Regions from separate parts of the Mus musculus genome. Here region 2 is linked to region 1. A link is a loop called in an ENCODE intact Hi-C map of the cell type or tissue named here. Cell type or tissue: left cerebral cortex. All regions are shown on one strand. Each heading gives the region's core, and the rest is flanking DNA. Links, peaks and the distances in the headings are about the cores only. Region 1 has its middle 29 kb from the start of Gm31401. Region 2 overlaps Efnb2 (ephrin B2).

Evidence for each region. Peaks named below come from ENCODE experiments on the same cell type or tissue, not always from the same donor. Only the 100,000 strongest peaks of a DNase experiment are listed, where the experiment ranks them.
Region 2: a loop joins it to region 1, with 4 times the contacts of the local background. A loop is called at or near these places in 2 of 42 quality-filtered maps.

The regions. Positions count from the first base shown.
Region 1 is chr8:8,103,130-8,119,198 of GRCm38, reverse strand. No RefSeq gene overlaps it. Among named protein-coding and RNA genes, the nearest start is that of Gm31401, 29 kb to the right of the region's middle. In left cerebral cortex, for the core only: no CTCF peak of the experiment used is centred there; a DNase peak (open chromatin) is centred at 9,147.
Region 2 is chr8:8,640,927-8,656,995 of GRCm38, reverse strand. All of the region lies in intron 1 of Efnb2 (ephrin B2), which reads left to right. Among named protein-coding and RNA genes, the nearest start is that of Efnb2, 12 kb to the left of the region's middle. In left cerebral cortex, for the core only: a CTCF peak has its summit at 9,526; DNase peaks (open chromatin) are centred at 6,768 and 9,624; H3K27ac peaks cover 1,378 bases.

The DNA of each region.
Region 1 (16,069 bases), core at 4,745-12,744:
ATTTACTTCCAGCCTTTGACCCCCCAGAGAAGTTGGCTTCAGGGGCTCAACCAGTCACTGGTAACACAGCTTTATACTTGATGTGATTGCATCTTAAAACCCATTTAGAATATTGTGCTAGGAATTTGTTGTTAGAAATTAAGAGAAAAAAAACCTGAGCATATAATTCCATTAAAGTATTTTAAATTTTTAATGACTATTACTGTTTTGTTTTTATATAACAAGGAGTATTTGATGTAGCATGTAAAATCCACATATTTGAATAAAACCAAACTCAGAATTAAAAATTGAACATAAAAGTATGGTATGTGGGGGTACATGTAGCCATGCACCAGTTTGCAGAGGCCAGATAGGATGTCAGGTATCTTCGTTGCTCTCTACCCTATGGCCATGTGATAGAGTCTCTCACTGAACCGCAGCTCACTGTAGGCTAGCTGTTCATCACGTTCTTAATGAGGTTTTGAGTAAGGGAAGACTCATCCATTGTTGGTGGGGTGAGTTCCTCAGTAGGATGAGGATTGATCTGCCACAAGATCTAACTATATCATGCTCTGGCATACTTACAGGATGCTTCATTCTGCCACAAAGACACCTTTTCAACTATGTCCATTGCTGCTCTATTCATAATAGCCTTAAATTGCAAATGACATAGAAGTCCCTCAACAAAAAAGTAGATAAAGAAAATGTGTAAATGGAGTACATTTACATGATGGAATATTGCTCAGGTGTTAAAGTGAAATCATGAAATATGCAGGTAAATGGCTGGGACTAGAAACAAAGTATCCCGAGCTATCTTAGAAAGATATATATTGTACGTATTCACTTATATGTGACTATTATCTGTTAACTGAGTGATACACAAGCTACAATTTGTAGATCCACAGAGGTTATGTATAGAGTAAGCAAGAAAGATCTCATTAGCAAAGGGTAATAGAATGGGTTGTTATGGATAGATGGATGGCCTGATAGCATCAAATGAGAGTGAGGACAAAGGAGAAAATACAGAGAAAGAAAGATAAAATTAAGGGCCATTTAAAGGATAGTATGAAAACTTAATATAGCAGAAGCTACCTAAAATATATACAGATCTGAAAGCAATCTAAATGAAATCACCAAATAATGGGATACACAGAGCCCCAAAATGGCCATTTCTTGTCACCAAATGAAGCCTCCAGTATAGAATTGTATTACTTCCAATTTGGTTGTTGGGTTCTATGAGAATTTCTGAATAACTTATGCTGTTGCCAAAACTATAGGTTGCTCTCCACAAAATGATGGCAAGGCCCCATTGCTGAAAATAATACATACATAAATCAATGAACATTGAGAAGTTAAATTGGTGGTTACACAGAGTTTTCAGGCCCATACTGTAATTTCTTTGGTACGGAAAGGTACCTTTCAGGCTACCAAAAGAAAAAAGTAAACACCAACCCAGCCACAAATTCTTTAATCTACAATGCCATCTAGCCTGCAAGATATCCTTATGCAACGGTGGTACAAAGCTTACCGGTGGTACAAACCATGTGGATTTAAAGCCCACTCCATGAGATGGAACACATGCCTGACACTGGGTGTCTAAGAACCTGGAACAAAGTAGTTCAAGGGTAAAACCAAATATGACCGTTCTAAAATCAATGTAACAATAAAATAACTCCTAACGACCATACTCATAGATCAGTGTCTTGCTCAGTCATAATTAGAGAAGTTTCCTTTTTCACTAGATGGGACCAAATACAGAGATCCATAGCAAGACATTATGCAGAAAAAGAGAGACCTTGAAAGACTTATCCCCAAATGGGATGTCTCCATCAAATCCTTCTCCTCAAAGCTGAGGGAACCCTTTAGAAAAGGAGGTAAAAGAATGTAAATGGCAGAGGGGAGGGAGGACCCCAAGAAAACAAGGCCCTCTAAATCAACAAGAAAGCTTAATATAAAGCTTACACATAAATCAATAATCAAACTTCATATGAACAAAGAGACTGAGGCAGCATGCATAGGACCTGCACAGGTCTGTTATGCATATATTGGCTTCCAGCTTAGTGCTTGTTTGTTTGTTTGTTTGTTTGTTTGTTTTGTTTTGCTTTGGATTTCCTAGTGTGTGAACAAGGTGTGTGAACAAGTAGGTATCTGTTTCTTGTGCCTTCTCTTCTGTCTGTTTGTTTTGTCTAATTGTGATACATTAGTTTTTATTTTATTTATTTTATTATTATCCTTTAGAAGCCTGCTTGTATCCTGAGGGACTAAAAGGAGTGAATCTGGGAGGGAGGAATTGGAAGGAGCAGAGGATTAGTAGAAAGAGGGGAATCCATAACCAGGATATGTTATAAAAAATATAAAAAATATTAAAAAATATTAAAAAATCCATTTTCAATAAATGAAAAATAAGTAACGGTATGCATGTGTGTACCTCTCTGGGGTGGCATGGGCATGTGTACATGCCCATGAAGACAAGAAGAGGGTGTCCGAGCCCCTAAAGCTGGAGTTATAGGCAGCTGTAAACCACTCATGATGGGTGCTTAGGCAAGAACTAGGATCCTCTACAAGAGCAGTTTGTCTCTTAACCTGTGAGCCAACTCTCCAGCCCCTGCAATGCCATTTTGATTGTAAAACAGAGACACAAAATGAGAGATTTTTCAATTTGCTGCTTGTCAGAACAAAAGAGATCTACACCCTTTCAGAGAAAATCTGCAGGCTGAGGAAAAGGCTTGCCTTGTGGTACCCAGGCAAAGCCTGCTTGTGGCATGGTTTAACAAGAAGGTGTCAATGGCTGTAAGGCATCTGTAAAGGACACATTGATGGTGTAAATGGGGCATTGTAAGGCTGTGTTCTCAGTGATAACTCTGCCTTAGGCTGCAGTAAAAGTCGCACATCCCAACCAAGCCATATGAGTAAATCCAACCAAAGTAATTGGTGAGGGACAGCCTGAGAGTGTGTGATACTCTACAAACAAAGCGACTTTTTATCAAAGGCAGACATTAGCTCTTCAGAGCAGGTTCTGGATGAGTTAAGATAGCCAGAGTCCTGGTGCTTGGCCAGGCAGCGCAACCATAAATCTCTACGTGAAGGTTCCAAATTATTTTGGCTGGAGAAGATACAGCCACCTGACCTCTCAGCCCTAACACTTAATTACACTGTGAGCAAGCTCACTGCCTCTCCTTAGAGGTCAGTTTCTGAGTGACAAGCAAGGAACTGTTAAATGGTGAGTCCTACTTGTCCAAACTGATGTTAGCCACACTGGCAGTGGGTGGGCCAGATCCTCAGACGTTTCAATAAAGATGTGTAACTGAGAGGTAACAGTGTCAAGGGACAAGACACACTTCGGATTTAGCATAGCTCAGCTACTGAAACTGAAACCCAATGGACTGAAATGAAGGACCAGGCAAGGCAAGAAAGAAAAAAACCCACATTGCTTCTGTTGAGGCTTGTTTAGAGGTTTAATGATGCCCTGTTCCACTGCCTGCAGAAAGGGTTGGGACCTTTGGCTCAAATATTCTGAAATTTCCATTTGAGAGAAAAGACTGTTCTACTCTGTTATCAGAAATGTATTTATTTTGGCTCTGGATTCCTCTTATGTCAAAGCCAAGGAATTTAGATTGAGAAAACTCCTCCACAAGAGAAAAATAGCAAGAAACTCACCTATTTTCTAATGTGGGGGCTAGAGACATGCTCATTCAACAAGTCCCTCATGTATGTGTGAGCACGAGGAACTAAGTTTGATACCCAAAACACATACACACACAAATCCAGGGATAATGGTGCTGTTTAGGATCAAAATGCTGGGTATGCACTGCTCTCTGGAGACTACTGGCCCACAGGCATAGCCAGCTTGGTATGGTCCAGGCCAATTAGAGACCCTGTCTTAAAAGACAAGGTGAATTACCCTGAGGAAAAACATCCAATGATGTACACTCACATGCACATGTGTGTAACTATGTAAGCACGCACACCATTCCACACACCCATACCTACTCATCTTTTCACACCCACACCTAAACCTACTTGAGCCTGTGTGACAAATTATAAGTATAATTTATCCACCCTATTATTTGCATGGTGCTAACAAATGTATTCACAATTTTTTTCTTTGATAAGATTAATATGTCATGGGTAAGATGTCCGTTGTTACAGAACAAATTTAGCAATTACTGAAAACCCAACTGCTTTACACTCCTACCAAAAATATTTAAAATGCTTGAATTCTTAGGTGATAGCTAAAAAAAAAAAATTCTAAAAGCCATTTGCTTGATTAGCTTGTAGAACTACGAGCAAACCCAGATTTACAAATTGGAGAATTGTAGTTAACTGCAAATCAGAAATGAACTGGCAAGAGTAGTCTAGTTGTTGAAAGAGAACAACATCTCAATGCTTGATATGAATAAAACATGTCAGGCTCATGTGGGCAGAGCCAAGTGTTAATGCCAGGCTATTCCTGATAAGTATTGGTTGGCCGTTTTATTCAATCCCTCATCTTTGGCACTGGGAGTTCCTCTTTTACTCTTTGTCTTCAATGCCCATATTGGAACCATTTATTTATTTATTTATTTCATCTGAGAACTCCGAGCTAATCTAATCTGTCCTTATATTTGCAAGCATTTAGTATTAACTTGTAGTGAACTACAAATGTATCCTATGTACAAAGTGTGTTTAGGCAGAGTTAATGATTCTTGACTTTGAATAAACATCAGGCTCTTAACTATATAAACCAAGTTGCATTGATTTATAGAGTATGGCTTGTTCCAACACTTATCTGCTCTAGTAAGTTTGATTCTACCAATAAACATTATACATGTCTACCTACTGTGACTTGTGCTAACTGATCACAATCTTCACAATTTCCACTGTCTGTCTGTCTGTCTGTCTGTTTGTCTGTCTCTCTCCCATCACCAATGATGACCTCTTACTAGGCATACTATTCATGTTGGTCAATGTCTATGTTCCTTTGGGAAGTCATGCATGTGTTTCCATTTAGTCCCTAGGTTGTCTTTCCCAATCCTCGGTTGGCTAAGGGTTAATATTCCAGAGTCATACTTTTGATGATTTCTACCCCTGTGAACCTTTAGGTTGATTTTTCTCACTGTAATTGGCCAGCAAAACCCAGCAGTATTTACTCAGATTGGTAATGTCAGGGCAAAGGGCTTTTGGTTTTTTACAAGATAAACAAAGGACCATGGCACCTGGGTGTGGACCTTACCTCATCTTTTCCATCTTCTCCTGGCTTTCTGCAGCAGAGCTTATGTCAGTGTCAACCAAATGTCTAGTCCAAAAATGGCTCACCTGCTACTGTGGGGAATATGTGTAGCACACCTATGTATGTGGTCTTTCTGATTGACATACAGACAGTTAGTGAGGGACAGTTGTGTAAATGGCATCTATGATCCACAGTTTACACAGAGAAGAAACATACCATTTCCTAGAAGAGCTTGTATACAGTCTCACACTGCTTCCTTCCATTGTTCATGATGCTTTTGAAAGATTTGAGGTTTTCAAATGGTTTGACTGTGCTAGTCTTGACTGTCACAAAGGACTTTTCCAGCAGACGTTTAAGAGATAAAAAGGATATCTCTATCTCTAGCTATCATTCATCTATATGTATATATGTATATACATATATACATACACACATATGTATTACATGTGAGAGAGAGAGAGAGAGAGAGAGAGAGAGAGAGAGAGAGAGAGAGAGAGAGAGAGAGAGAGAGAGAGGATCCTCTTATGGCTTAGACCTGAAATGTGCCCATAAATCTCATTCATTGTAGGGTAGATCCCAAGGCGGTGGCAAGATCATGAGGGTTCTGACCACATGGCATAGTGATCAGTTGGTGGATTTACAGCATGATAGATTATTGTGGTAACTCCTGGGGATAGAGCTTAGTTATTCATCCTTCCTTTTTCTCTTCTTTTGACCTCCATTTCTTCTTCTTCTCCCTCGTTTTCTCCCTCTTGCTCCTGCACTCTCTCTTTTCTGGCTGCCACAGAGTGGCCTGCTTCCCTACATGATACCTTCCCATTGTCATCCTCGCTTCAACCTGGATTCAAAAGTTACTGGGCCATGAAACAATGGGCTGAAGCTGGACCAGGCCATACTTTTATTTTCCTTCCTTAATTGATTTTTACCTCAGTTTGTCAGAGCAATACAAAATTGACACAGATGCCAAATCCTTGAAGCCTAACCATTTATGGGTCTCTGTTTATATCTGTGACTGACTCAGGGAGGGGCTTCCTGACTGTAGTTGCATAGAAAGTATGTGCATACCTGGAGGGGACAGTGTTCATGTCATCAAGATGAGAGTTGGCCCTGTAGGTCCTCTGTACAACTCCCCCCACTGGAGCTGGGGCTGTCACCACTCTGTGGGCTTTAGTTCCATTCTTTTGCGAGTACAGACACTGTTGCTGGGAAGAGTTTTCTGAACCATAGTGATAAATACCACAGCTTCAGTTTACACAAAAGCTGTGCTTAGTATGAAGGACTTCAGTTGTACAAAATGGGGTGATCAGGGAGTGATCAGGAGCAGCCAGAAAGGCCCCAGAGGCACTGAAACTTCCTCTCAGGTTCTCTCAAAGCCTGTGGCTGGGGTTTTTTGGTATTATATCTTCTTTTGTTGTTGTTGTTGTTGTTTTGTTTTTGTTTTTGTTTTTGTTTTTGTGATACAGAACAATCTACCAAAGAAAGACTTGGTAAAACCACAGCTCTCCAAAACCTGGGGTAGTTGAAAAAGAATTATAAGCAAACAGACTTTTAAAAATAATTACGTGGTTAGGCTACTTTAATATATGTCACTATGAAATCCTAAAACAAATACAGAAAACAAAATATATTTTTCTTGTCTTTTTTGTCCCTTCACACCCCAGCCTCAGATAAAATTGAAATAGCTGAAGAAAACAGACGTATTCGTGCTTGGATTTTCTCCTCCAGGTCCTCACGCCATCAAAATTTCATATACACATAACCTGCTTTGCATGCAAATAAATCTTAGTCTCCTACAGGTTGTAGATTTTAATGCAATGACAGGACTTCAGTCCATTAGAAAAGAGATATTTGACTCTGAATCTTAAAAAGTGGCTTAGAGCTGGTCTCAAATAATCAGAATTTTTTCCGGATTTTCTCCCAGCTTTTCCGGGTTTAATAGCACAATTTGTATTTCATGCAAGCCCACCCAAGGTGCTAGCAGAAATGGAGTCTGGTGCTGTGTGGGGTTTTCAAGACTGTCTATGTTATCCTCTGTTAGACTGTAAATACTTGCAATGCTTGCCCAAATAGAACAGCAGTTTAGCAAACCCCCCTTCCCCCAGCATGGCATTTTTCTTATGAAATAGCATTTAACGAGAAAAATGCAAGATAAATGAAGTTAATACTTAAAATATCTTTCATATGACAGCCAAAGAAAACTTAATTCAAGTTAATAAGAGCCTAAAATACCATCTATTTTATAGACTCCTTTTGGTACTGCGTGTCAGGGACGTATCTATATGGAGAGTTTCTGTAGGCCAATTCTATTTTACTGCTGAATTATACAGCTTGAAAAGCAATAGTGTGGGAATGAAATATTAAAAAGATGTGGAACAGGTATAAATGCTCCTATTTGACTCGAAGGCTCGCACGCTGTTTTCATAAAGACTTTTTATATGACTTTAATCAGCTACTGTGAGGGGAGAAGAGTGAATAACACCTTCAGATGCTGAGCGCCAGAGTTAGAGCTTAGGCTTTGTGAAAATTCCAGTGACATTTTTGTTGGCCTGGGATATAAGACAACTTGCGGGAATAAGTCTCCATACTGTTGAGAAAGGCATCATTGATGTCTTTTAATGTGGCTTGTGTAGGAACACAGCCTTACCACATACCTCCAAGAAGATATGGTACGTTCACTGTCAACATCTACACATGCTGTCTTATAATTATACAGATATTTCTGATGGGAGCTCAACACTGAGATTGTGCATTAATTATTTTTTCCTCAGATAAATCAATTTAATTTAACCCCCTAGTCACAGACTGATAGCTCCAAGTGAAAAAGCCCCTGGTAAAGGGACCTTGGGAGGTAGAGAAGGGACCAAACAGGACATACACTCTAGACAACTGAATGGAATCTTTAAAAGTAATTCTCCCAATTTTATAGCACCTTCTTCAGAACAGATTCTTAAAACTATGATTTTTTTTTTGAAATTCCCCAAGCATTCTTTGCATCTCTCTCTCTCTCTCTCTCTCTCTCTCTCTCTCTCTCTCTCTCTCTCTCTCTCTCTCTCTCTCTGTGTGTGTGTGTGTGTATAATTAAAACAAAGGCTCTTAGTATCTTGTATGCTGTAGTTTATACTTTAAAAAAATTTTTTTTTATGTGTATGGATGTTTTGCCTGCATGTATGTCTTTACAGCACGTGCATGCAAGCTTGGTGCCCACAGAGGCCAGAAGACCAGAAGAGGTTGTAAGGTCATCTGGAACTAGGGTTACACAGGGTAGTGGGCCCCAACAGGGGTGCTGGGACTTGAACCTGGGTCTTTTGGAAGAGCAGTTAAAGCACTCTTGCCTGGTAAGCCAGTTCTTTAGCCCCCAAGATTTTATGTTTTCAATCTGATTTTCAAATGAGTTTGTTTAGAATTTCCTCCTGCAACAGAAACGACAGCCCCAGTGCACGTGCACACACACACACACACACACACACACACACACACACACACACACACACACACAGAGAGAGAGAGAGAGAGAGAGAGAGAGAGAGAGAGACACGAAACAGCTGCAGAGCAGCAAGTGAGAATGTTTCTGCTGACAGGGATGAAACGTGGGAGAACAAAACCTTAGTAAATGCTTAGTCTGTGGACTTTTGTTCTAATAAGCAATGGTTTTCTCCCAGACTGCAATGAAGGTTTCTGAGCACATCCTTTTGTTTCCAGTTTCTTACTGTGAGGGCTTCTGCTGTCTTCTGGTTGAGTGTTTGGGTGGTGGTACCTCTGATATACAAGGAATCCCTTAACATGCCCAGACAGCCTCTGCCCTGGATGTCATCCAGTAATTAAAGTCAAGCAGACCCAGGGAGGAAACCTGTAAGTCAGGGAGGCATTCTTTGTGTCTCTTGTCTTTCTCACAACACTGGGAGTTACTCTGATAAAGCTACTTCCATGCCTCATGAACTCAGCTTGCTAAGCTGCTGAAACTAAGGGAGAGATAATGTAAGGGAAATGAGCGAGCCAGGACCTGAGGCTGGGACTGTTGAGGGTGGGAGCCTCTGGGCATGGGCTGCAGGTTCATGTTGGTGCAGACAGGCTGTGCTAAAGACTATGATTATAGGCTGTTCCTGCAGGTGAGTAAGGCTGGGGGTGTACATTCCAGCCTGCTTTGAAATCAAAAAGGATGCTTCCAGTTTCCTGCTGTTCCTCTAATTCATTTCTAGTGCTCAGCTCTAGAGATACAACCGTAGGGGGGAGGGGAGCACCCCTTTCACTATGATCAGTGATTACTCCCCATGGGTGGAACTGGAATGTCTCCAGTGTTACTGTCTAATCACAACACCCCAGGCACTCTAGATAGAATAAACACGTTTGAGCTAGGAAGACTTACTGACCAATGTGTCCCTCTGCCAGTATAGATGCATGTGGAGCTGATGTTGGACAACGTGCTAGAGTCACTGTATGCTCATTCCAGCAAGAGCAGGTGCTGGGGCTGTCAGGACCTCCATCATGGGACATATTTTTTCCCTCATGAGTGTCCTGCTAGAATCATCTCTGACTGTGGGTCATTGTTCACATGGAACACTTACTGTGGTGGTTTGAATGAGAATGGCTGCCATCTGTATTTAAATACTTGGTCCTCGGTTGGTGGAAATAGTTTGGAAGGGTCAGGAGGTGTGGCCTCGTTGGAGGAGGTATGTTGTCGGGAAGGATTGTGAGGTTTCAAGTGACTCATTATTCTGAAACTCTGTCTCTTTTCTCATGGTTTTGATTCAAGGGCTGAGCTCTGAGTTACGGTTCTACTCTCATGCCTGCCTGCTTGCTGTCATGCTCCTTACCTTGATGGCCGTGGTACTCAAATACTCTAAAACCATAAGCCCTAAATATACTCCTCCATAAGTTGCCTTGGTCGTGGTGTCTTAGCACAGTAAAGCAATTAAGAGTCTTGGCTGTCAAGAGTGTTCATTATTTGACTCGTTAGACAGTGTTTGAAGTTATCATTATTGCACTTGGCACTACATCTAAATTTGATGAATCTTTAATTAGAAGCAAATTCTGAGAATTTTTCACCAAAGGTCTGAAATGATGGTAGTCCAGCATCTCTGACATCAGAGGATGCATGGCATTTGGTGTGCTGTATATGAATGAGCGTTCTTCCTAAAGTCTTAGCTCCCCTTCGAGGTAAGTGGTAGCTGTTCTTATGTGTGATGTTCCCATACCAGTGTCTGCTACTTAACCAACACCACAAATGTCAATATCACCATCATTTCACTTTGCTGAGCAGTGATGACAAGGCATCATATCCTTTGGCCCTTGCCCGTCAATCAATGGTATGACGATTTTCCCTAATTTTAAAGTTCTGCTAAATGCTCTAGAAATCTCCATGTACAGTGCTTCCAGTCCACAGTCTACAGGAAGCAATCAAAATCTGTCCTTGCTGAGGTAACTGACCACAAGTTTTCAGCCCCGGAAGGTTGACAACTCTAGCCTGTGAGTATTTGTTTCCTCAGTGCTGTAATTCATGATGTATGTATCAGGGTTGCCTCAACAAGATTTATTTTCTAGCCATCATTCATAAGAAGGATAACTTTAAAAAAAAAACCACACAGACTACAGAAATAACTGGAAGCAAAAATTAAGGGTATTAGGGCAGATGAAAGGACTGTCTACACAAACCTCATGACCCGAGTATAATGAAATACATGTATATGGAGAAAACTGACCCCCATTAGTTGTTCTCTGATCTCTGTATAAATTGTGTGGCATCAACATGTTCACACTCTCACATACAACTATATATACATGATAATGAAATAAATATAACCCCTTTAAAACATGATGAAATGTGGAAGAATAAAAATTGTCACTTAGTTCAGGTATCAGAAATATCTAGCTGGCATGCTTTGTTGAAAATTACTCTTTGTGCACATATATGTGCATACACATGCACATCTGTATGTATAGGTGTGTATACACAAATGTAGATCCTAGAGGAGGACCACATCTGCCTTTCCTCGGATACTGTATATTGTTATTTTGTGGGAATGAGTCTTTTATTGGCCTGGAACTCACCAAGTAGACTAGGCTGAGTTACCAGACTTTTCCAGAATCCTTCTGTTTCTACTTCTTTAGAGCTGTGGGTGCAAAATATATGTCCACTCTTGTCTTTTGTATGTGTTGGCAGGTAGATGAGTCTGGGCATTGAACTCAGGTACTCATGCTTGCAACTGAGTCATCTTTTCAGCCCACTGTTCAATATTTTTTTAATTGTAACATAGCAGTCTTTGATCAATGGGGTATCATTGAGCCAGAATTCCCTTGCATTTTGAACAGTAGGTGAGCTTTTCTGATTGTACCATCATTTTCTTGTTCTTCAATCTCTCCTCTGTAACACTGGCAAAGAGACTATGAATAGATTTCTTTAGGGTGCATATGCTAGGATTCCTATTTGCCCCTTAAATGCTGTTTTGGCAACCTTATCCCTCAGTTCACCAGAGGGATTTGTGATTGTAATTGAACCCCTCAGTGTTAATTGGTATGGGGCAGTAGCAGTTACTAAACTGAGACATGGTATCAAAGGTGAAATTCTCATGGTGGCATCAGTGGTTTTATAAGAATGGAAAGAACTAAACTTGTATTATCTTCTGTCTTGCCCTGAGATGCCTCTGCTATAAAATGACATAGTAAGAAGGTTTTGGCCAAGTACAGTAGTGGGCACTATCATCTCAGAATTCATAGCCTACAGAAAAATAAGCCAAGCAAACTAGCATTTTGAAGAAGAGACTTGCCAGGTTTCAGGTATATTGTTATATTAGTCAGACGAAAGAAATGGAATTGACACAATGAATTTATATTAAAGAGAGATTTATTAGATTTCACTCTCTGCTAGGATCTAGTTAGTCCAACTATAGATGTCTCATACTAGAGAAAGCCTAGAAATTGCTAAATCCATGAGGCTGAGTGTCATAGCAGATCCAGTTTATGATTGAAGGTCTGGAGCATTCCTGGAGGACCAGTGCTCTTCAGTTCACATTGGAGGGCTGAAGAAGATGGGTTACAGTATCAGTGAGGTAATTCAGAAGTGCCAGCATTAGAGTAGATGAACTTGCCAGCAAGCATTAAGGCAAAAAGGCAAAGCCCACCCTTCTTTCTGCACCTCCCTCCACTGGAAGATGCTACCTACATTTAGGGTAGTTCTTCTTACTTCAAATAACCCAATCAATCAGCAATTTTCTCACATGTTTGCTTAGTAGATTCCAGATACAGTCACGATGAAAACCAAGTGTTATAACCAAGAAAAATGAACCATAGCTTCCTTCCTAAGTAAGAAAATAACAATCATTTGTCAATGTCTGGCTGTCTGTCCACCATTGCACCCAAGCTTCATGTCCATAAGGAATGTTCTCAGGTTGCTGCTGTGCTATGCCCACATTGCCTTCCTTAGCCTTCACTGCCATCTCATGAGCTCTGATAATTGAGAAAGTCTCCTGATTTCACAAAAACACAAAAATAAACAGAACTATGACTATACTTTAGGATGTTCTGTATTCATGCCCTTGAAAAGATAAATGAACAGGTAGGTACCTTAGGGTGTTATATCTGGAGTCACAAATGCTTATGTTGCTTGTTCTCTGTCCTCTTAGGTATGTCTTTCTGCTTGATAGGGATAATGATACACTTCTTTTTTCTTAAGACTACAAGTCTTCCTAGAAAGAATACCACACTCTTCAAGGATTCTTATTGGTACAGTGCATAGCATGGGAAAGAACGGAAAGCTTGGAGAATGCCCAGTGATGGAGAGGTGACCCTTCTGTTGTGGTTTGAATGGGAAGTACTTCTAGGTCTTGTGTCTGAATACTTGGTCCAAGGCTACTAATTCTGCATTGGGAGGCTATGGGGCCTGGCCACAGGTGAGTCCTTAAGGGTGGACTTTTTAAGTTATAAACATATCTGGTTGGAGGTAACTCTTGCTGTTTTCTCATCTGCTAAAATGTGAGGACCACTTCCCTACTGATATTGCCACGCTGTCTTCTTCATGGTGTTCCAATCCCTCTGCCATAGTTAATTTTAATTATCAACTTAACACAACCTAGAGTAATCTGAAAAGGTGACCACAGCTGAGGGATTGCCCAGGCCAGATTGACTCATGTCATGTCTACGAAGGATAGTCTTGATTGTTAATTGATGTGACAGAGGCCAGGCATCATGGGCAGCTTATCCCTAGTCAGGCAGTCCTGGACCTTGTATGAAAGCTAGCTAAATATCAGCTTGGAAACCATCCAACAAGCAGCTCACTTGCCTTGGATTTCTGCACCAACTTGCCTCAGTGATGGATTATGACCAGGAAGCATAGGTCAAACAAAAAAATCTTTCCTCCCTTAGTTGCTTTGTTTGGAATTTTTTTTTTGTTTGTTTTTTTTTGTTTTTTTTTAATCCCAGCAATACAAACAAAGCCAGACACCCTTTGAAACTCTCAGCCAAAATAAAATTATCTTCCTTAGGTTGTTTCGGTGAGGCATTTGGTTACTGTGACAGGAATGGCTGCTGTCCTTTCTTGATTTATATCTTTCAAGAAGGACAGACAGATGAAAGGAGAGCTGCAGGACTAGGAACGGGAACCAGAAAGATGGGACAAAGAATGTTTTGCAAATTTTCATATTGCAAGGAAATGGAAGACTTTACTACACAGGCTTGGTAAAAAGTTAACTCTCCCTCAGCTTTGCATATCCTCAAAAGGAGAAAGTGCCAGGATGAGCCAACTTCCAGGGATTATGTTGGTGATCAGATGCTTATTTGCATGATCTGCAGACACCAAACATGAAATATCTGATGTTCTTTCTGAATTTCTGTTTAGGATTTGAAGAGTTGCATGTAGCATTTGAGTTCCTCCCAGAAGATGGGAGCTATTCACTTCCTTTCTTTAAATCCAGTATGTTGCTAAATTCTTGGGGGGTGCTTAAAATGCATTCAGGTTTCTATGATTTAAAAAAAAAATCTCAAATGTAAATCTTCCTTTCGGAGAGTTGCCATCTCAATTAATAACATATTTATGTGAAACATATGCATTAAGCAAACTTCAGTGTCTTCAAATTTGGGGAAATTCTTGCAAATTATAATTTTAAATAAGAAAAGTAAATCTCACTTCCAATTTCCTTTTACTTTTTCTACCTAATGGCAAATTTTCTGTGACTACTTAAGAAGCACTCTCAACATTGGTGTTTCACATATCTGATGTTAAGAACACAGAAACCTCTTGTCTAGGGCAGCCAGTAGATGTTTTCCAAATAGAGGCTGACTCCTGTCCTCCCTTGGATGTCCCCAACTTGGATACGTTTCTTGAGCATAATCGTCACCATTCTTCAGCTTAGAAGTGAGGTAGCAAGTCTTGGCTTTTCATAGGAAGCTACAGAGGTGTGTTTGCTTCATGGAACTGAAATGTTAGCCAGCCTTAATCAGTCCATCCACCATATTATGGTACAGAGTGACTGCCAACCAGACCATGAGTGGCCTAGCAGTGGCAGTCAAGTTCAATGTGAGATGGAGATGTTTTGTTCTGCTTGGATATGTCCTCTTAGAGTTTTCACGCTTGTCAACTGTCTCTCAAAGGACCAGCAAAACTGTGTTCCTGGCTGCCTGACCATCTTTTTCTGAACTGACATTAACTCAATCAAAAACAAGACTGAAAATTTACAGCTTGCAAACGTAGCTGTAGGCTCCGTGCCTAATTGCCCTTAGCCTTCCCTGCATTTAGATTCTAGGAATTTAGAAAGAGAAAGGGATATTTTCAAGAGTGGCTTAACAAGCATTCCTCAAGGAGGTAATGGAATGACTGTTCATGTTGACACCTGTAAAAATCTTACTTGAAATTTCCACATTTATATTTCATACTTAAAGTGTTAGGGCTGTAGAGAGAGACAGTCTGCACTGATCTTTCCTGAGGCATGGATGTGCCAACTCTCACCCAATACTGATGTTCTCAGATAGTTGGGAACAGCTCACAGAGGCATCTTGCAATCACAAAGGTTTGTGTGTGTGTGTGTGTGTGTGTGTGTGTGTGTGTGTGTGTTTTCAGGCAGAGATACAGAGAGTAAGAGTATCCCATGCTACTGAATAGGGACATTTGCTTTAGACTTCTCTTTTTAGATGTTTTGCTCTTAGGAAATATCAACCCTCTGCCTAGGGCAAATAACTAAATAGCTGCAATTTTCTAGCTCACTCCTATTTTTGGCTTTTAGTGCCAGAGGCATTTGAACACCCATGTTGGAGACTGGATTCTCACGGAGACTCAGGAACCTAGGAGAGCCAAGCTGGTTTAGATCAATTGCTCCCCGTGCTTAAAGACCTAGTAAAAACAGGTTATAATGTTTACATGACTTTTTATGGGTCAGTTTATTACAGTCCTCTTCTATGGCCTACAGCAGAGGACCATTTTACAGGCTTTGCCGTATTTGACAGTTCTATGCATCTGGTAGGGGAAGCTGTTTCTTTTCTTCCTTTCATTTTCTCTGTTTTATTCCTTTGCTCCACACTTCCCCACCTCTGCTAAAGTACATTCTCACAGGCCCCTGCCTGCAAACCATCTCTCTTTTCCCCAGAAACCTGTAACCACACTTAGACCCTATATTCTTTAGATGGAGAAAATTTGCAGTTTTGAATAGTTTTCTATTTTAATTTGGATTCTTAGAAACTAAATGCCTCCAAACAAGTGATTGTACCCAAAGACACTGTACGTACCTACGTATGTATGTATGTATGTATGTATGTACGTACCTACATATGTATGTATTGTATTTAATGTATGTATGTCATGTCCTGTGTTTCATCTCTTCTCTGTATTAAAGAAGGCATTATACCAGAAGGCACTGTATGTGTGTATGTGTGTGTTACATCCTGTCATTCATTTCATCT
Region 2 (16,069 bases), core at 5,470-13,469, 540 kb before region 1:
CGGTAGCTGGAGCTCGAAAGACAGGTGAATTTTAAGCATCCCCAGGAACCCCCTGAAAACCGCGTGTTGGAATGGGTTTATTAGCTTTCCTAGAGCCTCTTCGCACACTAAGACGAATCCTGTTGCTGGATCCACAGGATAGCCTCCTTCAGACTAGCACTGAGGGCCCTGCAGTAACTAAATCCTTGTTGTCTAATCTTCAGCTGAAATATTTCGGGTTGCTCTCCGGAGCTTAATCTGACACCTGACTTGAAGCTGCATTTCAGAAGGCATTCTCGGAATGGGAGACTATTCCAGATCCGAGCATGACTGCAGGGCATCGTCACAGAAGTGGGAGTGGCAGGGAACAGCATATATAGACTGTAGGCCCTGGGAAAAGAATTGTTTTAAGGAACAATATTTCTTTGACATTCTAATGAAAACTTTATTCTTAAAATATCTAATTACGAATTGGACACTAACAAGCCTCTTCTCCAAAAGATTATTAAAATGTCTCCAGTTACCGCCTGCCTTTGCTGCCTGCATAAAGAACCTGTTTTTCAGGCCACTTATATTCCTGCATAAAGAGAAGTGTTGGACTGTTTAAAATATTTTGATTAAAATATGCAGATCCGGTAGAACTGTAAGCTTCTAGAGAGAAGTGAGCTCTCTCTAGGTAGGTTCCCCTCCCCCCATAAAGGGGTGGATTAGACCCCACCCCCCACCCCCCACCCCCGCCCAGGCAAGGAATAAGAACAACCCCAAAGGAAGGCTAGCAAACGAGACGTGTTCCGAACAGCTTGGAAAAAACTCCTGTGGCTTCATTGTCTCTGCAAAGCCGAAGAATACAAAAGCAAGCAGTCAGCCCTTCTCCCGTGATGGGAGATGCAAACCGTTGACACGGCTCCCCTGTTTAACTTGTTTAATTCTCATTTTAAATTCAGCACTATACCAGCCGTGTGAACTCTGAAGATTTCTTTAGTAATCCATTTTGTAGTTCGGAATCAAAAACAAAGTGAAAGGGTCTGACACAATTTGCTTTTATTTTTAGGCAAATCAACCCTGGTCATAGTTAATAAGGGGATTACAACCCAGACTACGTCTTTACAGATGTAAAGTAAATCAAGGGCAGAGCATAAAGAAACGGATCCCTTTTGATTGAAGTATGGTAAAAAGGCATAGAGGAGCTAGCGGCAGTAATCTGATTGTATGGCAATAAAACCACCATTTTCTGTCTTTCAGATAAAAATAATGTGGTAAATCCATGCAGTTCATAAGATGTAAAGGCAGATAAAGGGGAAGCCATGGCAACATATAGATTAGCTTGCTGTTAGAAATGACACGTCCCTGAAAAGTGTGTGGGGCGAAGGCCCTCGCTCCAGGCTGTTTGGTTATGTGAGAGCCACACAGACCTGGGAACCCGGATTAAGAGTCATGAAAGCGCCACTTGTGGTCTGGGGTGGCCAAAGCCGAGAAAGGGAGCCGTGCAGTTCTTGCTCATTGGTGGGAGATAATATGGCCAAGGTAGCTTTCATTGACGGCCTTTTTATAGACCGAGATGGAGGCTGATTAAAACTCACAGCTCGCTGCAGTCCTTAGGGCCTGGAAGCTTTTCCTACTTAACTCTTGGCCTGACAGAGCCAGCCATTCTGTAGGATTAACTGCCCTTCGCCGCCCTTGCCTTCATCTATTTGGGCTTCAGGCAGAGACCTGCTGGGCAGCAACAGAGACCAGAAGGAGGATAGGTAGGCCCTGAATTATCTGAAAAGAAAACAGAGGCCTTTTGATTTCAGCTCCCCTCCTCCCCACACCGGGCGGAGGAGGTAGGGGTTGTATCTCTGCACTGCCAAGGCAAAGTTATGTTGTTGGCCCTTACCTGGGCCGCTAGCTCTTCTGTGAGGTTGGTTTTTTCTTTCCTGGAAACATTTAAGAAAAAGAAAAATAACACATTACCATATTGAAAAAAGTAAAATTTTAGTTTAATTCAAATAATCCAACCAGTAGGTCAAAACTTCGATTCCAGAGGTTCTGGGCCTTCTTGACCACTGTGATTGGTAATCTGCGAGTTGGCTGGGACAGGCTCCCTGGTGGAAATGACATGATTATAAAATGAAGGTGCTGACCCACACTAAAGGCAAGAACAGGAACTCTTGATGCTGTTGACTTTCTGTCACTGCCCTCTGTCCCCAACAGCTTGTAAGGGAACTGGACTTTAGTGCTGGTCTTCCATGCTACCCATTTTAGTCAATAGACAAAGTGAGCCATTGAATCCTTGCTGGGTTAGGTGCAGAGTGACACTCAGAATTGGTTCAAGCCACCAGAAAGGAAATATTTGTTTTATCGTCATCTTTTGGCATTTTCAGAAAGTCTCAGTATTTCTTCAGGACAAGGGCTTTCTTCATGGAGTGGGTCTTGGAGTTAGTTTACACATGGAATCTGGAAGCTGTTTAACAGGAACATGACAGGTGAAAGCCTCTTCTCAGTCTGCTTCCATGCAGATGATAAAGATCATCATTAAATAGCCTCTCTAGACCGGTTTCATCCACTTTCTCCCTGGTTCTCACCCTGGATCATAGTTTGGGGCTGTAGATAGGTACCCGTACCCTTGTGGTCTGTGTCTCTCGCTGCTCTGAGAAGTATGAGAGGCTTTACTGTTATATACCACTTTGCATACCCAAACACCTGCCACTCTGTGCCTTCCTTTCCATCTGAATTCTGATCGTATACCTAAAAGATCCATTGGATTTGCTGAGATTCGTCAAAGAGGAGGGACACCCCTAATTTATAAGCTGGTCACATCCTAGCACCTTTCATTCTCCGTGTGACAATGATTGCTAATGGCCCATTCAACTAAAGTATTTGCTTGTTAGCAGGGAACAGAGAATGATAAATGTCCAGCAAGCTTGCCGCCTCCTTCAGCTTTTCACACACAGACTGGTGCATATTTATGGCAGGCAACCCGACAAAAGGAGAAGCTGAATCGCCTTGGCCTCCAGCTTTCCGTTAGGAGCAGGGTTAAAGTGATTAAAGAGCTATGCAAGAAAGCCCTGCATCTGTTTACTAACCGTCCAGGGGCGAGCTCTTTACTACTTTTCTGGGCTCTCCATTCTATGGAACGTACCTGCATGATCTGTTTAGAAGTGTCCTCTGTCAGAATGCAGGGCCCAGACAAGTCGTGAGGAAGCAGTGCTGGGTTCCCAGGGCAGCAGCCTTCCAAGGGTTGCAGTGTGGAATCAGCAGGGGCTCATTCAAATATTTTCCATGAACAAAGTCAAACATATAATTCTGGTGCAGAGCATACTGGGTCTGTGATACATACTTGGCTGATTTCAAATTTTAAAACCACAGTGGGGAAAAAAGCTCTCTTAGAGAAAACAGGATCTTTCTGCCCAGAGTAGTTCTCTAAACAGAACAGGAAGAGCAAACGGGCCGAGTGAAGGAGATAGAGTTCATGCCGTCCATCCTCCTCAGCTGGCATGGGGAGAGCTGGAAATAAATGCCCAGGTGGCGCACTTTCCAAGTGCTGTGGCTGAGCCCCTGGTGAGCTACACACTCAGAAGACACCCTTCTCATAGGCATTGTAAATAGATTCTACACAGAATGGTTAAAAACTCCAGCTCATTTTCTCTGTTGAAATTCGGTTGTGTCACATTTTAATTACAGAATTTATATCACTTCTCTAATGGTGAAGTCCATCTCGGCACCAAGACATTCATCTGTACTTTTCATGAACACTTATCTTGAATCTCCCTGGAATATGTGTGAGGGCTCATTCTAAGTTCTGTGCTTGTGTGTTCAGGGAGTGATGAGGTATGTGTCTTGTGGGGTAGCTTGCTGGCTGGCCTGTCCCCTTGCGTCTGTGCATTTCATGGAGTTTCTCTCCTTCAGAGGCAAAGTTGCCTTTGAGATGGACCTCTTTCTTCTATGCACTCATGGGATAGCAGATGGGCCCAAGGCACAGCATGGTTGGTCACAGCACCTGATAAAACGCTTCAGTGCTTGCCTCCCCCAACCCACCGTGTGTATTACCTTACTGAGTCCCTAGCACATTCATTAATTATTGAATGAGCAGGATAAATCAGGCAAATCTCCAACTCAAAATGTATCAACTGAGAATTTACAAAATGTCATTTTCCGTGTAACTATCATTTGGATACTTTTAGGTTTCAAACAAACTCCTGTAGGCCTTGAATCTCCTTTCTGTGAGAAAACAGCTCATGAGGGTTCTTCTAGAAGCATCCTCTTCTGTAGTATGTACACCAAACCATCTCTTTCCAGCCTTCCTTTGCAATCCTGTAGGCTTGGCAGTTAACCCAAGTCTCTATGTACAGGGCAGTTTCCAGGCATGCGCAGGTGCTTACCACCTGACAAATCTGGAAGGCGAGGGCGGACTCTGCCTCATTGCAACAGTTCATTCACTTCTGACCCTTGTGGGCATCCAGTAACTCTTTGTGGGATGGGCAGGCACAGCCCAGGTTTACATGCCTGTGTCTTTATAACCTGCTGTCAGAGATCCAGTATCCACCCTCCAGATCTCCTGAGCTCAAGGTACCAAAGTCGGTTGCCTTCAGGGATTGTGAAAGCTGGTTTCTGGACCCACCCCAGAGTTTCTGATTCCTGAGGGCTAGGGTGGAGCTGAGAGATACACACTTTTAATGCAAGCTCCCAGATGCTACCAACTACTGGTGGTGGTGGGAGACCATATGGGAGAATGGCCTTGGGTCAACCTTTTTTGGAAGAGAATCTAGCAGTCTTCCTACTTTCAAAGGCTGTTTAGGACCCAGGAGGTGATCTGGCCTTTACCTTCCTTTTAGAGGTTACAAGGGCAGTGGTAACTTGGTTAATTAATTCAATAAGGCCCTATACTGAGAATAAAGTCAAAGCAGAAAATTCTCTTTACTTGATTTTTTTTTTTGGTGGGGGGGATTGGTTTTTTGAGATTTCTCTGAGTAGCCCTGGCTCTCCTGGAACTCACTCTGTAGACTAGGATGTCCTTGAACTCAGAGATCTGCCTTCCTCTGTCTCCCTGGTACTGGGATTAAAGTCATCTACCACTATCACCTGGCTCAATCTTTGAGATTTGAAAGCCAAATAGAAACAGAAACATTCCATGCTAGGATACCATGGTGTTGTATGTAGAGAGAGGGCCTGGGGGTCCGGGGAAAGGTGGCCAGTCCTGGCTAGGGAAGCAGTCCATGTAAGAAGAAACTTGAGTTTTTAATGAGAGCAGTATCTCTAAGCAGTCACGGCAGATTGCTGAAAAACAGTAGTGCGCAAGCCAGTTTCAGCCTAGAGTAGTGTCTGTAATGTGTTTTGTGTCTCTGAATATCCATAGCACAGAGTCAAATCCCATGAGTGGGAAAAACAGATCCTGTGAGACAGCAGCTCATTGATTTCAACAGCGTTTGTGATGTGGGGATTATCAATACCCATTGTTTTAAAAGTGAGTGTCATCATGGGCAAGTCAGGCAATTGATTTCACCAGGACGGTGGCTGACCAAGAGCTAGGGCTTTGGAGGTCACCTGTGTGAGCCAATCCTTGCTTAGCCATTTATTGGCTGTGCAGTTTAGAACAATATGCTCTGTGTTGCTCATTCGTCCACCTTTAAATTAGAGACAATCACATAGTAGTGGTGAGAGAGAGTAATAAAACAGTGGTCAGGATTAAATGTGTAAAGGGCCTGGCTCTGAGCTTGGCACATGAAACCAGTCAACATCAGTTACTGTTAGTCAAATTTACTGATGTCTACTGAGTACCATTGACATGCAAGGAAAAAAAAATAAAATCACTGTTAATGAAGCCTAACATTAGTATTTTAAGCTCTCTAATGATGTCTAGTTTTGTCTCTCGTCTATCACCAGGCTGGACCCTCTTTCTCTGCTCCCCCCCCCCCCCCCCGCCAGTGCTGTCTTAGAACTCAGGTGCATGTACAAACTCTGGATAGTCTTGTTCAACTGTTCAGCTTCTTTGTACAAAACCATTTTGTATATTCTGATAAAAGATGTCTGTCCTTGAGGGAATACATGAATCCAAGCTGAATTCAGGGATGGGCAGAGTGGCTTCTCCCTCCCTGCATTTAGAACCCTTGTTTCCTATTGATCTGCATTTTATATAACAGCACTCATTAAACTTCCTTGCAGTCACCAAAAGGAAATAATCTCATATTCTCCTCTTACGACTAGTTGGGGAAACTGGGACCGAACTGGTTAACCGAGTTTCCCTGGGTCGTTAGGAAGCTAAGATGCAGATCTGGCTGAAGTGCTCAGGTGTCTGGCTGTTCAGTTCTCTTACGATGACATACGAAGCTGGCTACGGGAAAGTTAAGGGTGTATTTGCTCAAAGTAATGCACACACGGTAGAGAAAAGACAAGTGTTGAATGTGGTCTTCCCGTGTCCGTCTGAACACCAAGTAATTCTCCTTTATCCTGGCTGTACAGTTCCAAAGAGACCCTGTGAAGCACACTTCTAACAAGGTCAGCCTGCCGGAAGCACAGTCATTGTCAGCCCAACTAAGAATGACTAGGCAGTTTTTATGGCACATCATATTAATGCATTTATTGTGTAGGAGTCCTTTGACTATCAACATTTTCCTTTTAAGAACTTAACTGATTGGTCAGTTCCCCCTTGGGAGAAAGTCTGGCTTCCAGAGTCATCTCCAGTTTGCTGCTGAATGTGTGTCAAACTAAGGAGATAGTATGACATCTTTTTTAGAGTCTAGTCACAATTAAATGCCATTTTATTTTGGATTTTGGGAACGGTGCCAGCTTCCAGCTTGTCAGAGCTGAGAAGACTCAAATCAAGTCCAGGCCTATTTCTACAGCAAACGGGGAGGCTGGCTTTCTGCCTGTGGATTCATTCAGTTCAGCCCATCTGGCTTTTGATGTTCTGCAAGTTTGGAGCAGTTTGTTTAAGGAAGCCAGGCGGTGAATATTGGTGGGCCTGGGGTTCTCTGGACTCCGCGGTGGCGCCTCTGGATTTGCATTTTCTCCACTGGATCTGCCTAAGACCAGAACAAACTGCCCGCCTGACAAAGCAACCCCGCATCTTCACTTCTAAGGCTCTGAAGCTCCACCGCATGGCATCATCTCAGCTCCTCCTGGCTCATTTCTCTCTCAGCTTCTCCCTGCCCAGTTCTCTTGCTCAATGGGAGCCTGCTGGAGTGACTCTGGGGTGTCCTGTGTCTGGGCCAGGGAAGAGAGTTACCCAAAAGCCCCATTTGTTCATGTTTCCACCATGTGACACGGTGAAGGGTAATCTGTATCAGTAACCAATTCTACTCCTCATTTCTGTTGCGTACTGGGTTTCTCTTCCTCTCTCTTCTTCCCCTTCTCCACTGGATGTGACAGGAGGAAGACAACTCCAGCCACTCCCAAGGGAACCTGTGCCTGACCCCTGTGCTGGAGCCTGGGAAGGAGGATGTGCTGGGAAGCTGCCATTTAGGGGCTTGTAAAGTCATCGCACACAACCTTGTAAACTGTGTTGTTGCTATGATTATTAGGCTTGCCTGTCAAGGAGATTCCCTCTCAGACCCACAAGGCTGAGTGCCATGGTCCCTTCCGTCTTTCGTGCACCTACTCCTTGTGTTGCAGAAGGCACTGTCTGAGTGCCTCTCTGTAGGGGAAGAGATGAGGGGTAGGACACGGTAGGGAAGGGTTTCTGCTTGCTGGACACCTCACAGAAGGGACGGCCTTCCTTAGATCAGAGTGAATTGATTTCTACAAAGGCAGAACGCTTCTAAATGAAGAAAGAAATGTATGCTGGTGGGGATGAGGGGTAGAGAGGTGAAGGGACAGTGTGCACAGCCAGCACTACTCCTGGATACCTGGTCTTGGAGTGGCAAACCACTCACTCCTTGTTAAATTTACACGTAGCTTTCATCCCTGTGACTTCACCACTGAGGTAAACGAGCAAATGGCTCTGAAACAACAGAGAACCAGCTGAAGGTGCCCTTTGGACCTTTCCTCTGTGAGAGCCATCTTTCCCTCTAGGGCCTGGCCTATAAATAACATGGGGTCCACCTTCCTTTATAGACTCTTGCTAAAAGCACGGCTGGAAACATGACCGTGCAGGTGCTAACAAATTACGGTTGGGAAAGAAGGCTGCAATGCCTCCTGTCACTGAGGTTATGAAATCCCAGTTTCAATCATGGAGCCGACCCGGTTGGTTTGCCAGCTGGCTAGTCTGGCACGTACCATTACCCCTCTTGCTTCTTCAGTGCACAGCCCCGATCCTCCAGCTCATGCTTTGGTCCTCAAGTCTTGCTGTAGCTGGCCACAGAAGTTTTGTGAAATTTTTTCTTTTCCTAATTGAAGGGAAGTGGTGTAGAATAGGCAGAGAATACTCTTAGGTCAATTACATAAATGAAGACCTGGGTTTGGGTTTGTTGTTAATTCCATAGCAGATTTAAATAGTAGTTTTGGTTAACTTGTAAAAGGGAAAACAAACAAACAAACAAACAAAAACAAAAAGACAAAACAGCTGTGGTATCTACATCACACAGCTGAAGTCTGACTCGGAAATGATGACCAGAAAATACATTTTCAACCTCAGTCTGTTACAGGTGTGCCCTTCTGCGGAATGAAAGTGTTTAGACAGTAAAAAACATTGCACAGATAGAATTGAAGCAAATACCTGTACTGTTTTCCTGGGAGAGGAAAAGAAACTGTTTAAACGGTGAGAATATCATCTTTGAGCGTTTCAAGATAAAATTTACTTTAGCTACCAGTATTTTGTTTAGCATCATATCACAAATAGGAGATTAATATAAAAAGGAGTCAGTTTTCATGCAGTTGTTACAGAGGTGTAAGCTGTGGCATTTAATGTCATTGTGACTCATTGGTGTAAGTTAGGAGGGAAGTATCCCCCGTGGTATGATTGTGGGATGCAGTGTGAGGTCATCGGGCCAGCAGGAAAGTCCTCTCCTAGTGCTTGATAACTAGCTTGGTCCCTTCCTCCAGTGCTCTGTCAGCTCCCACCTGCTGGAGCTGCTGAACTGGTTCTGGGGCTGTGCGCTTGCTCTCTCGCGGTGCTTGGATTTCTTCTCTTCTCATCTTTCGGCTCTTGAAAAGGTTTGGCTTGTGGTTGGTGTGAAGGTTGAAATGCACACCCCACCCCTCGCTGTCTCCCATTTGGAACACTCTAATGGTCCCCCAATTGTACAACCTGCTTTCAGGCCCCTGTTCTTATCCTTGAATAAATCGAGCTCAAGTTGCACAGGGCATTTGTTTTAGAAAACCGAAAGAAAGGGGGCACCTGTGAAAACAGGCCACTATTCCAACACACATGCACCTTCGAATTAAAGCAGAAAATGTCAGTTAAAGCCTCCAATTACTTCCTACTTCTTGAAGGTTTGGAGCCACTAAGAACGTAGGGGTGTGCTTGCTGGAAGCTTCAGGGTAATTACTTGTTACTCTGAGCCTGGTATCTGGTAACCTAGTTCTGGGTGAACCTGATACCTTAGAGCTAGCTGTACACCCCACTATTTCTCTGGTTTCAGAATAAGTCTGTGCAGAAACTTGTTCTCATGTTAAAGTGCCAAAGGGGGCAGTAAAGTGCTATTCACTAAAAAGGGGGAAAAATGATTCCCAGGACTTTCTTCTGGAAGCTATTGCAGTGTCTTTCTTGGGCGCTACTGTTTTACTTTTTTCATCTTATAACAAGCCCTTCTGTTGAGGACGTTTCTAGAACAACTGATTAATCCGCAGCAGCACTCTGGCAGTAAATGGAACTAACACACAACCGAATATTCCGCCCGCTTGTATCAAGTTCACACACTGCACGGAACATTCCAGAGAGGAGACTTCACCTGCTGGGGCATGCTGGCCTAACTGCATATGGAAATCACAGGTGCTGCAGAGTTGAGGCAGGAGACTGGCCTGGTCCTGAAAGATCCTAGGGTCTATACTTGGTGGAGGGTGAGCCAGCTTACACACTGCCGTCTCCTCTTTCCTCTAGCCTTTACCACTGAGTTAAAAAGCAACACAAGCATTTTATAAAGAAAAGTATGCTTCCCAGAATGGGACAGATTCCAAGTACCCTTGATATACAATGCTGGCTTAGTGTATTAATGTAACTGGGGTGCTCTTCCTTCTGGGATGACCCAGTGTGTAAAACTGGGTCCTTAAAAATGTCAGCCTGTTCCTGATTTTATCAGTGATGAAAATCTAGTTGTGTTTATCTCTTATTTTTCTGGTTTGGATAAATGTCTGTTCTAAATTTGTGGGCTAGAGGCCTGTTTAACACATAGGCCACAGTGTCACATGGTGCTTTCTAAGGCGTTGCATCAGAAAGTTAAAGTATCTATAAGCCTTAAACATTTAAAATGCTTTCCAAAATCAGAGCCAAGAAAGCTAGTTTCAAAAATATACTTCAGGTTTTTACATTTGCTTATTGTTTGAAGTTTTGGGGTCCCACTGGGCAAGCGCTACAACACTAAGCTATCTTCTCGGCTCTTTCTCTGTTCCTTCTTTCGAGACTTGGTCTCACTGAGTCGCCCTGTACTCACCCTGTAGTGTAGGCAGACCTTAGGACTGTGACCCGTTTGCCCTAGTCCCCCTGAGTAGCTGGGATTACAGACCTGTGTGTCTAGGCTCAGCAAGTTTAGTTTTTGAAGCTGTACATTTAAAAGTAATGTCCAGTTTGTTCACAAAATCACTGTTTGCTGGGAAGACTTTTGAAACCCACAGAAACTTAAAAATCACCATAGTTCCAAAAGTTTACAGGTAACTAACTGTCAGTGATGCAATGTTCTGTGAATGTTGGTCTCTGTGGTCAGTCCAGTGCAGGCCACATGGTTTACAGGTGGGTCTATCTGCAGGTGGAGTAAGTCGTCTGTGTGCCATGGTCATACACAGTCCTGGGTTGCCTTACAGTGGGGTGTCTTCAAAGAATATCTCTTTAGGTGGATCTGATACTACGGCTCGATGTTCAGACTCAGATAATTGTGGCATGAACCTTTCCATATGTGGTCCATGATTGACCAAAATGATGTTGCAAAGTGTGTGGTCACAGTAGATGTCATTTCAAAGGAAAAGAAGGCTAGAATGTTTTAGTAGACGGCACTGTATATTGATTGGCTTATGAATCTGGCTTTGCAATGTCCTGCACATAGGAAAACTTACAGTTTTCTGTGGCTATAACCTGGGTGCATCATCTGCTCCTTGAACTCTGAGGCCAGACTTCAGATGCTTATATCTGGCCTAATGGTGCAGAAATAGGAAACACTTAAATCAATTTGTCTGGCGAATCGTGTTAGGTACTGACTGACATTTTGTCATCAGGAGCTCTTGCTTGGCATTTCTAAGACACACTACTCCATCCTGGAGGAGTTTCACCTGACCTGATTCACCAAATGTGGAGACTGCCCATTTCTATGTATCGTGTGTGGCCACAGACACCATCAGCATTGAGTAGCTTGTTGTAGCTTCTACATTAGCCTTTGTGATTTGCCAATGTGAGGAAACACATGGAGTCATGGGGTGTCCGCACTTAGGTCCCTAATGTAGACACTAAAAGAGGAGTAAGGAAAATTGAGGTTTTCCTGGTGAAAGAGAAAAACTTCAGGTCCTCAGCTCAGTTGCCCTGAAGTATCTCATCTCCTATGGCACAGGGTCAAGGTCAGAGGCAAAGCTGGCAATAGATGTCTCCATCTGAGGCAAGGCTCCTGGTGACATGATTTGTTATGCCGATAGAAGTCACATGCTTCAGCCTTCCATCTCCAACCCCGAGTATGTTTTCACGCATTACTCCAACATTTGAAACCAGTCTGGTTCACACGAAAGCTTGTGCTTTCCCCTCTACTCATTAATTCTGCTGCACGGTCTCTGCCACAAACATTAAGGAATGTCAAGTCGTGGGATGCTAATCAAGAGCTTTTTTTTTTTTTTTTAACAATAAAAAGTATGAAGTTGAGATGTCTAATTTAAATTATTAGAGATCTAATTTAGATCACTAAATATTAATGTTTAATGTAGACCATTAGAGTTACTCAAAGTATTCTGCGTAGGACACTTTGTTAGAGTCTAGTTTGGCAAAGCACTTTTTCGAACTTGAGTTAAATCAATAGGCAACCCATGGGTAAAAATAGATTCTGGCATCATATCATTTTATACCAAGCCTCTGGCTTTGGAAAGCCAACTTCAGAGTTGCGTTTTTTTTTTTTCCCCAGTTCCCTTCTTTCCGTATTGGAGACAAAGTCATGGGATCTATTGTCCGACTGGAAATGATTCACTGGGGAAACTGTAGGAGTGACCTGTTTCTATTCAGTGCTCCCTGTGAGCCCTCAGGGACTCCCCAGGGAAAGTGGATGGGATTGGTGCAGAATGCCTTGGAGTGGTGTGTGGTCTCTGCCGGCTGGCAGCTAGGTGCTGATGCTGTACAAGTGATGTAGGTGACGACTGGTTTTGGTTGCAAGATGATCCTTACCCCGGTTTGCCAAAACAAGTCAGAGTATGACTCCGGCTGTGGAGAAGGTAGAGTTCTGTTGACTAACTTGGTTTTAACGGGTTTTATGGCTGCATGTTTAAGTGTGAAACTAATAGTATCTGCCTGTGTTGTTTGGAGTCCGTTTTAAGTTTACATCTAAAACACAGATTTTAGGTCGTTGACTCATTTCTTCTTCTTGGCAAGGGATACATGCCAGGTGGACACCTCAGAGAGCGCTGCATATCCCAGCCATTGTTCACAGGGCAGGCAGCTGGATGCCTGCAGTTCTCTGTGGGATTCTTGCAGGCCTGAGTGTGTATTGACTTTCCCTCCATTCCCCTTAACTTCATAGCTTATCAATGAAAAGCTTGATTTAGAAAAACATGTATTTCCCAAAACCAGATTTAGATACTACTGTGAACACAATGGGGACGAAGACAGGCAGGGAAGGGGCTTTTCCTATTGGATTTCTTCACTCTCCCTTGAGGGATTTACGTCTTATACAAGGTATACACTTGTGGCTTAGACTCTGGGGTTAGAGGTGCAGGGAGCAAGGCTCAGCTCTGCTTTAGACTGGCTATGGTTTTGTGATTTGCAGCCCTGGATGTAAATGGTAGCTGCCTTGTACTTTATACAAAGCAGAGTTGTTGAAAGCTATGAGGACCCAGAGAGCTAGGGCAAGAAACTGCCTGGGGACAGTCAGTGGAATGGCACCTTGGCTTGGCTTCTCTTTGTATTTGCCCTGGTGAAATGGCCTGGCTTCAGAGCGCCAGTCTTACCTGTGACCTACCTTCACTCTGGGGCACTTTGACTTCAGCATATGTCGCTGTTAACTTCTATTTGTTCACGCGTGTTTTTCCACTAGGACATCATTTTATTGAGCATTATGGTACAATAACCACTGGGCCTTGGGCCCTCACTGTGGAATCACACACATATGGGAACAGCCCAACTTCATGGAGCTGAGTTGTTAGCCCCTAAAAACTCAATCATCATCTGTTACAGTCCCTCAGAACATCTGGAAAAATATGCAGCTTGGTGGGCATATTGATTCACGTTTTATAATCCCAGCACTTGGGCAGTTGAGGCAGGGCCATCAGGTAAGTCTCATGTACATAGTAAGTTCCAGGCCAGCCTGGGTGGACTCTTCCCTTGGGAAGATATAAGCAAGCACCTTCCCCCTCCTCATAGGACACCAACGAACCAAAGGACGACTTTATCAAAGTCTAACTTGGGGGAACAATGAGGTTTTATGGGCTCATTTATAGACCAGGGTAAGGGATTGCCTACATGACATGGATGACCCCAAAGCAACCAGACTTTTGAACCAGACCTTCACCCTAGCATGGATGGCTACTTCTTTGTGGCTGCATTAATGGCTTTTGCCTTCAGTAGCCATTCATCGTTTATAAACACTAACTAGTACCTCTAGTGAATACAAGACCATGGGACAGAGTTACACGCAGCTAGCTGGCAGGTGAAGGAGCATTCGGAGTCCAAACGTGCATTGACCTTCCCTATACCTTCTTTCCATAAGGGGAATATCAGCAGGCAACAGGTCTGATCCACAGACTCTTGCAAGTAGTCACAGCTATTGTGATGAAAATGCTGGTCATGTTTGGAGGACCACACTCTACAACACGCTGTCTCACACCAAAAGCCCCAGTTTGGTCATTTAAATTCTATCGCCCTGGGCATTGGTGGTGAATGCCTTTAATCCCAGCACTTGGGAGGTAGAGGCTGGTGGATTTCTGAGTTCAAGGTCAGCCTGGTTTACAGAGTGAGTTCCAGGACAGTCAGGACTACACAGAGAAACTCAAACAAAACAAAACAAAACAAAACAAAACAAAACAAACAAAAATTCTGTCTCTCCAGCTCTGAGAAGGTGAGGGCTCTCCAGAGGCCTGTGTTGGGAGATCAGTGGCTTTCTTGTGGATTGCCATGCAGAGCCTCCTGCCCCCCTTAATGAACACTTGGAACAGCAACTTGTTAGAAGCACAAGATCAAATTCTGTAATTCTGTTTCAGTGTTGCTGTATTGTATCTTCCTTGAAGCTTTAGGAAGAGTAGATTTGGCCAGAACCCCACCATACATGTGTACTAAAACCGTAAGGTCCCACCCTTCCGCCTGTCCATTCATCAGGTTACCACGAGGCTCCGTCATCAAACTGTGCACCCTGAATCAAAACTAAACATCGAGGCTGATTTGCAAGATGAATCAAAAACTCATTAAATTATTTATGTGATTTGTTCCTGCAGAAAACATCATGAAAAGCACAGCCATTTGTGAAGCCGCACAGACTGGTGTGGTGTGCCCTGTGCTCTTGTCCTCAGCTTGTCAGGGTTAGGTCTGGGGCCTGGTGATCTGGTGATTAGAGACTTATCTGAGTATCAAGAGCCAGATCCCTGGGATGTCTTGGTTAAGCAGTGAGTGAGTGAATGAGTGTGTGTGTGTGTGTGAGAGAGAGAGAGAGAGAGAGAACAGTTTTCATAGAGACCTAGGAGAAATTTGAATGGAGAGAGAGCTTAATGAGCCAGATTTCAGACCTAAAGAATGCTATGGCAGGGGTAGGAGAGTATCCCCAAGATTCGCCCAGATACACTGGTCAGATGAGCTCACAAAGAACTGAATGGGTAGGCTCTTGGTTATACCTTGGTTAGAAAGAACCCTGATTCTGGAAGTCTGGAAAGTGTAGCTCAGACTTCGGTTTTTATATAGGAGATATGTACCAAGCCTCGCTAGCACTCATATGGTTTCCCACCGTGTCAGCTACACCAACTACTACAAAAGGAGAGGGGAGAGGGAACATGTGACACGGGATGGTAAGCCTTAGGTAGAAATTGGCCCTTGTGTTTGTCTGTTAGTTTGTATAAGTCTTAAGGTTTTCCCTTAAAGGTTGAGGAATAGGCATAAGAATCAAGAAGGTGAGCAATTTAATATTCCTGGAATTAGTGTAACACCTAACACCTATCTCCGCGCGCCCCTCCTCCCTGCACCTTGTGTTGTCCTGCTAAAGCCACAGGACACTTCAGAATCAGTGTGGGGAGAAGAAGGAATGAATGATGTCAGGCCTGGTGGAACTCAGTTGAATTTTATCTAGCAAGAAGAACCAAGGGAGAGTGGCCTTTAGAAGTTCCCTGGGGAAGTTCTTGAGACCCTGGGGTTGTATTTTCACAAAGTCTCCTGAGAATTGTAGGGAATTCTTCAGCAATATACACAGGATGTTTTAAGTTTGTCACAATTTTATAAATTCATTTTGAGTTCTGCTTAACAGAAAGAGTTCATTATAGATGGATCCCGCTCCTCACTCAAAAAAGTTTTTCTTCATATTTCCAGGGCAGGGCTAGTACACATGGCGGTGCACTCTAGAGTCAGAGGATGACTTGGAAGGGCTGCCTCTCTCCTTCCACCATGTGGGCTCCTGAGATTAAACTCAGGTCCCCGGGCTTCGTTTCAATCAAGCACCTTTACCCACCGAGCCATCTCACCTGTTCCAGTGTTGTTTTTAAGTGAGTGAACAGTAAATATCATGTGCTCTTGCTAAAGGGACTAATTTAGCTAAACAAATAACAACAAGACACTGATCAGTAGACCACCCTCTTTTTTTTGTCATCATACAATAACATCCAAGGAAGTAACAAGCAGTTTTGGGTGCATGCATTTGTG